Regions from separate parts of the Homo sapiens genome. Here region 1 is linked to region 2. Evidence: chromatin loops called from intact Hi-C (ENCODE). Cell type or tissue: psoas muscle. All regions are shown on one strand. Links, peaks and the distances in the headings refer to the core of each region. The heading gives the core; the rest is flanking DNA.

Region 1 (2,813 bases), core at 263-2,762, 130 kb before region 2:
GGGTTTGAACTCTGGTTTTTCTCCCCAGGACTATGAGACTACTAAAGTCTTTGCCTTGGTGGACGCTTTTTTTGTTTGGTTCCTCCTTGTCTGATCCCAAACATTCAGTTTAGGTATCAGTCAATGCCTTGAGGGGTAACAGCACATGGAATTTAAATTGACTTCTGTTGAGTTCTTCTCTTCTGTGATCCTGAATCAATCTCAATCCATGGCTAGGTTGCCAGCCTTGAATTTCTAGCTTTTTGTCCTCCCAGCCTAATGAATGCTGTAAGTTCCATGCTGCTGGTTTCTGTTTGGCTTCTATGACACACAATGTGAACTGGAAAATTCTATAAGAAGGCAAAGCACCAGCAAATGTATGGCTGCCCTCCTCTGTGTCCCTTCACTCTGGATCCTGGTACTTTAAATCCTGGCTGTATTGGTTGCTCTCTGATGTCCCACAACAATTTTTAAAAGTATTTTCTCCAACTTTTATAATTTTTCTTAAAGGGAGGGTTAGTCTGATTTACTCTGTCAGCGAATTGCCTACCTTTATTTAAGCTGCTAAATTTTAGAGGCTCAAAGGAGGTTCTGAAATGACCCTGGGTAGGTGATCAGAGAAGAGTTATAATAGTGGCAAATTGATCATTCCTGGGCCCCAATCTAGAGATGCTGTTTCAGCAGGTCTGGAATGGGGCACAGAAATTTACGTATTTTAAAATATACTTAGGAGATTCTGATGCATATCCAGGTAGATCACGATCTCTGAAAATGTGTCCGAGGAACACTTGTGCCATTAACACCTAGGGCACTTGCTAACACTTCGTCTAAGCCACTATCATTTCTTACCTAGATTATTATTATCCTTCTTTCATACCTTTGTCTCTTTCTTTTAAACATAAATCAGACCATGTTATTTTCTTGCTCAAAAACTTTCATTGGCTTACCATCTTCTTTGGAGTAAAAAAGGTAAATATGGGGGAAGATCTGGACATGGTTCTTTTCCTCACCCCTTCAGATCTCTGACCAAACTTCAGAGACCTTCCCAGACACCCTCTATAAAACAGTAACTACACTACCTCAATCACTTTCAGCATACCTTAATCCTTCATTTCTTTTTCTTTATCACTCACACTGTCTTTCTCTGAGATGTCACATATTTACATTTCTCAAAAAAAACCTGTCTTTATTGAGGTATGATTGACCTAAAAAAGGCAGTGCATATTTAATGTATACAATTTAATGAGTTTGGAGTAAGTACACACCCATGAACTCCACAATTAATGCCACAAATATATCCATCACCTCCAAAGTTGCCTCAGCCCTCTTTTTTTGTGTGTGTGTTAAGAACACTTAACATAAGATTTACCCTGTTAGCACGTATTTAAGTATATGCCACAGTATGAGTAGCTATAGGCACTCTACTGTACAGAAGAGCTCTAGGACTTATTCATCTTGCATAACTGAAACTTTGCACTCTGACTAACTCTTCCCTGTTTTCTGCCCCCCTTATCCTTTGGCAACCACCATTATACTCCTTGCTTCTATGAGTTTAACTGTTTTTTTTTTTTTTTTTGAGACAGGGTATTGCTCTGTCACCCAGGCTGGAGTGCAGTGGCATGATCATGGCTCACTGCAGCCTCAATCTCCAGGGCTCAAGTAATCTTCCCACCTTGGCCTCCCAAAGTGCTAAGATTACAGGCGTGAGCCACTGTGCCCGGCCCAAGCTTAACTATTTTAACTATTCCCTTATATTAGTGAGATCATATAGTATTTGTCCCTTTGTGTCTGGCTTATTTCACTTAGCATAATGTCCTCTAAGTCCATCGATGTTGCCCAGATGGCAGGATTTCCTTCTTTTGTAAGGCTGAATAGTATTACATGTTGTATACATACCACACTTTATCCATTCATCCATCAATAAACATTGAAGCTGGCTATTGTGAATCGTGCTGTGGTAACATGGGAATGCAGACATTACCTCTTTAACATACTGATTTCAGTTCCTTTGTATATATACCCAGTAACGGGATTTCTGGATCATATGGTAGTTCTATTTTTAATTTTTTGAGGTATCTCCATACTGTTTTCCATGGTGGCTGTACCCATTTTCATTTCTACAACGGTGTACAAGGGTTCCCTTTTCTCCATATTATCACTAACACTTGTTGTCTTTTGCTTATGATGGCAGCCATTCTAACAGATGTGAGGTGGTATCTCACTGTAGTTTTGATTTGCATTTCACTAATGATTAGTGATGCTGAGCATCTTTTCATATACCTATTGGCCATTTGTATGTCTTCTTTGGAGAAATGTCTATTCAGGTCCTTTGACCACATGTTTTTTTTAATTGTCTGTGTTCAGCCACTGTAGGCAAATGTTTCATTAAAAGAAAATGTAAGTTCAAGGCATTTGCAGCCTACAAGAAATTTTAGTTTCTGAGATTTTCCCTTGAGGACTGGTCCAGCCTGAACGATAAGGTCTTGGAGAGGGAACGTGGAGAAGCACAGACTGCATATATGTCTCACTAACTAGGAGTTTTACAGCCTCCTCCACAGGAATCTGTTCTTTGGGGACCAGCTGGTTATTTTGCATGCTCAGTCAAATAGCAGAGGTATCTGAGAAGTGCCGAGAGTGTGCCTGTTCCCAAAGCATCGCTGGTCCACAGGGCCCCTGGCCAACTTGCTAGATTCACAGTGAAGTGATTCTGAGCTCTATGACAAAGGTGAAGATGGAAGTGGCAAAGACAGAGATGACTGACAGCCTCCATTTATGTCTGGATACTAAGATGGCAAGTGAAGCAGTCTGGCTACTTAGGAAGGACGGACCTTCTG
Region 2 (2,813 bases), core at 120-2,619:
CTTCCTAGCAGGACAGCTGGGGGCTGTACATTCATCTTACTGGGCCATGGTGAGGAAAGCAGCCTCTAAGCCTGGACTTCCTGTGGAGCAGGTACTTGACCTCCTCCCGTAGTGGAGCTGTGGGCCCCATGGTCAACAAGATGTCCCTGACAGGCAGTATGTCCCTGTCCAGAGCATCACAGCCAGAAACTCCCAGAAATCCAGCAAAGTTTTCAGGCAGAGGCCAGTGCCCCTCTGGCTGCCCGTTGTGACACAATCCCAGAATGTTAGAGCCTGGGAGCCCACAGCCGGGAACGCTTTGTCCTTGTCATGTTGCTAACCATCTGCTGGGCTGAGGTGAGGACCCGGACCTCCTCATGATGACTCCTACACTGAAATCATTAATCTTATGTGTCAGCTTGACTGGGCTAAGGGATGCCCAGGCAGCTGGTGAGACACTCCTGGTGCGTCTGTGAGGGTGTTTCTGGAAAAGATGAGCATTTCAAACAGTAGGCTGAGTAAAGAAGATCTGCCCTTGCCAATGCGGGTGGGCATCCTCCAATCCACCGAAGGCTGGAATAGAAGAAAAGGGCAGAGGAAGGACAAATTTGCTCTCTTCTTGAGTGGAGACATCCATCTTCTTCTGGCATTAGCCACTGGGGGTCCTGATTCTCGGCTCTTTGGACTCTGACTGGGAGTCACACCATCAGTTCCCTTGGTTCTCAGGCCTTTATACTTGGTCTGAATTTCACCACCAGCTTTCCTAGCACTCTAGCTTCCAAACAACAGATCCTTGGCTTTCTCGGCCTCCATAACCATGTAAGCCAATTCCCATAATAAATCTCCTCTTCTATAGATCTCTCTCCAAGAGAGGATGGAGTGTGACTCCCCCAGCTCCCAATAGGCAGGGCTGGGGTCGTTTCGCTGTGTGTCTGCTCCTGCCTAGAGGGAGTCCCCACAGTGGCTTCCCTCTTCACGGTTAGGTTTCTGAGACCGCAAAGCCACTTTTCTATCCCAGAGGCCTCCCTGCCACTGCCCAGCCTCACTGTTCTGCTGGGCATAGCAAATGCAGTCTTGAACCCTCACCTCTGCATTTCCTGGCAGGCACTCAGCAGCAGAATCATAGATACTGTGCTCCATATGCCAAGAGGCATTAACAGCCACTGCTGTAAACAATGGTGACCTTCTGGCAAGCTGTCTTGTCCTGTCCAACTTGGAACGGCGGCCCGGAGAGGCACTCTGCTGCATGATGGCCAGAATAGCAATGACACTTACAGGATGGTCTGAGCACAGTCCTGCACCTCCACTTTATTAATTACAGAAAGGGAGAATGAAGGGCTCTAGAGGTTAATGGAGAAGTGCCTGCAAATGACTGGGCTGTATGGAGTGACATGCCACGTCAGCAGGGATCTGAAGGCCATCCAGTTGCACGGACCCCTGGGGGAGTACCCCGGCCATCACAGTTTCTCTGAGAAGCTCAGTGCCACGCATGTGGCAGGAAATCTCTAAGGAGCCTTCAGACAGCATCTGAAAGTCATATTCCAGCCCTAGGGTGCAGACAGGACCCTGGCATTGAGTCTGCACCATGGCTCAAGTGAAGCACAGCTTGCCACTTTAGAGGTTCTTGACTTCAGAGAACTGTGAGGTCCAGGGCAGGGACCTCAGGCCTGACCTGGCCTATCATTTGTTTTTGTACATACGAGTTCATCTGCATACAGACACACAAGTGTGCAGGAATTGTCACTGACTACTCTTGGGCTACAATGGCACGGCAAAGCTAAGTAGTTCTAACAGGGGCTATAGGCCCACAAAGAAAAAGATTCACAATCTCGCTTATTCCAGAAAGTGCGCCAACCTCAGGTCTAGGGGATAGAACATGGGCTGGGAGGCAAGACAGGTCCCTTAGGGAACCTGGAACCATTTAGCCTCAGCGCACCTCACCTCAGCTTTCTTATCTGTAGAATGGGATCAATGATATTTACCCTACCATGAGGTGGTGGGGATGAAATGATATGATTTCTCGGCACATGTGACCTATTCAGTATGAATCCTTCTCTCTCTGCTTGCTATGAAGTGGCGTTTGTGACGGCTGCTCTATCTGCTTCAAAAAGTGGTTATTATTTTACAGTAGATATGAAAGCACTCTGAAAAGTTAAAGATGCTCTGTTGTGGTAAGACTCTCCTACAAATATTATTCTTGAGATGAGAAATCTGGAGCTGCCAGCCAGGTTAAATCAAAATACAGTAGCTCCATTTTGATTGACTTGTCATGGGATAGCCTGAGGAGCCATGGATTTGGGGGGATCCAGTGCTCCTTTGTGGTGAGTCATGCACATCCCCACTGGGCACTCTGGGAGGTGGCCTGCTCTCCCAGCAGGGCTGCAGCCCATGTGAGCTGTGGGGCCTTAGGCATTTCCTTGGCTTCTCTGAGCCTCAGTTTCCCCACTTGAAAAACAGCAATGCCAATAGAAGTGTGGTGAAGACGTAATGAGACATGGTGACATAGAAAGGTGGCTCTAAAAATGTGAGCTCTTATTTTCATCCCAATTCTGGAATGAACAGCTGAGAGGGTGTGAGGGACTTGCACAAGGGGTCTGAGCCGGAAAGACAGGAGAATGAAAAGAAGGCAATGGTAGATAGTAATTTCTAACCTGGCTCCTGAAATAGATCTGGCCCCCAGAGAGGGGAGCAGTTCTCCATTTCTGGGCAAAACCTAAGTGACCCAGAGCAATGACAAATGGCTACTTGCACACCCTACAAGTGGCTGACACCACTATCTTGAGGCAAAAAATCATTTCAAATCCATTCCCTTAGGGCGTGGAATGACAATGGAA

The links. Peaks named below come from ENCODE experiments on the same cell type or tissue, not always from the same donor. Only the 100,000 strongest peaks of a DNase experiment are listed, where the experiment ranks them.
Region 1: it touches region 2 in a loop (3-fold over the local background); 10 of 110 quality-filtered maps call a loop at or near these places.

Annotation. Positions count from the first base shown.
Region 1 is chr1:234,296,486-234,299,298 of GRCh38, reverse strand. All of the region lies in intron 3 of SLC35F3 (solute carrier family 35 member F3), which reads right to left. Among named protein-coding and RNA genes, the nearest start is that of MIR4671, 8.6 kb to the left of the region's middle. In psoas muscle, for the core only: no CTCF peak of the experiment used is centred there; no DNase peak of the experiment used is centred there.
Region 2 is chr1:234,166,917-234,169,729 of GRCh38, reverse strand. All of the region lies in intron 2 of SLC35F3 (solute carrier family 35 member F3), which reads right to left. Among named protein-coding and RNA genes, the nearest start is that of SLC35F3-AS1, 100 kb to the left of the region's middle. In psoas muscle, for the core only: no CTCF peak of the experiment used is centred there; a DNase peak (open chromatin) is centred at 1,149.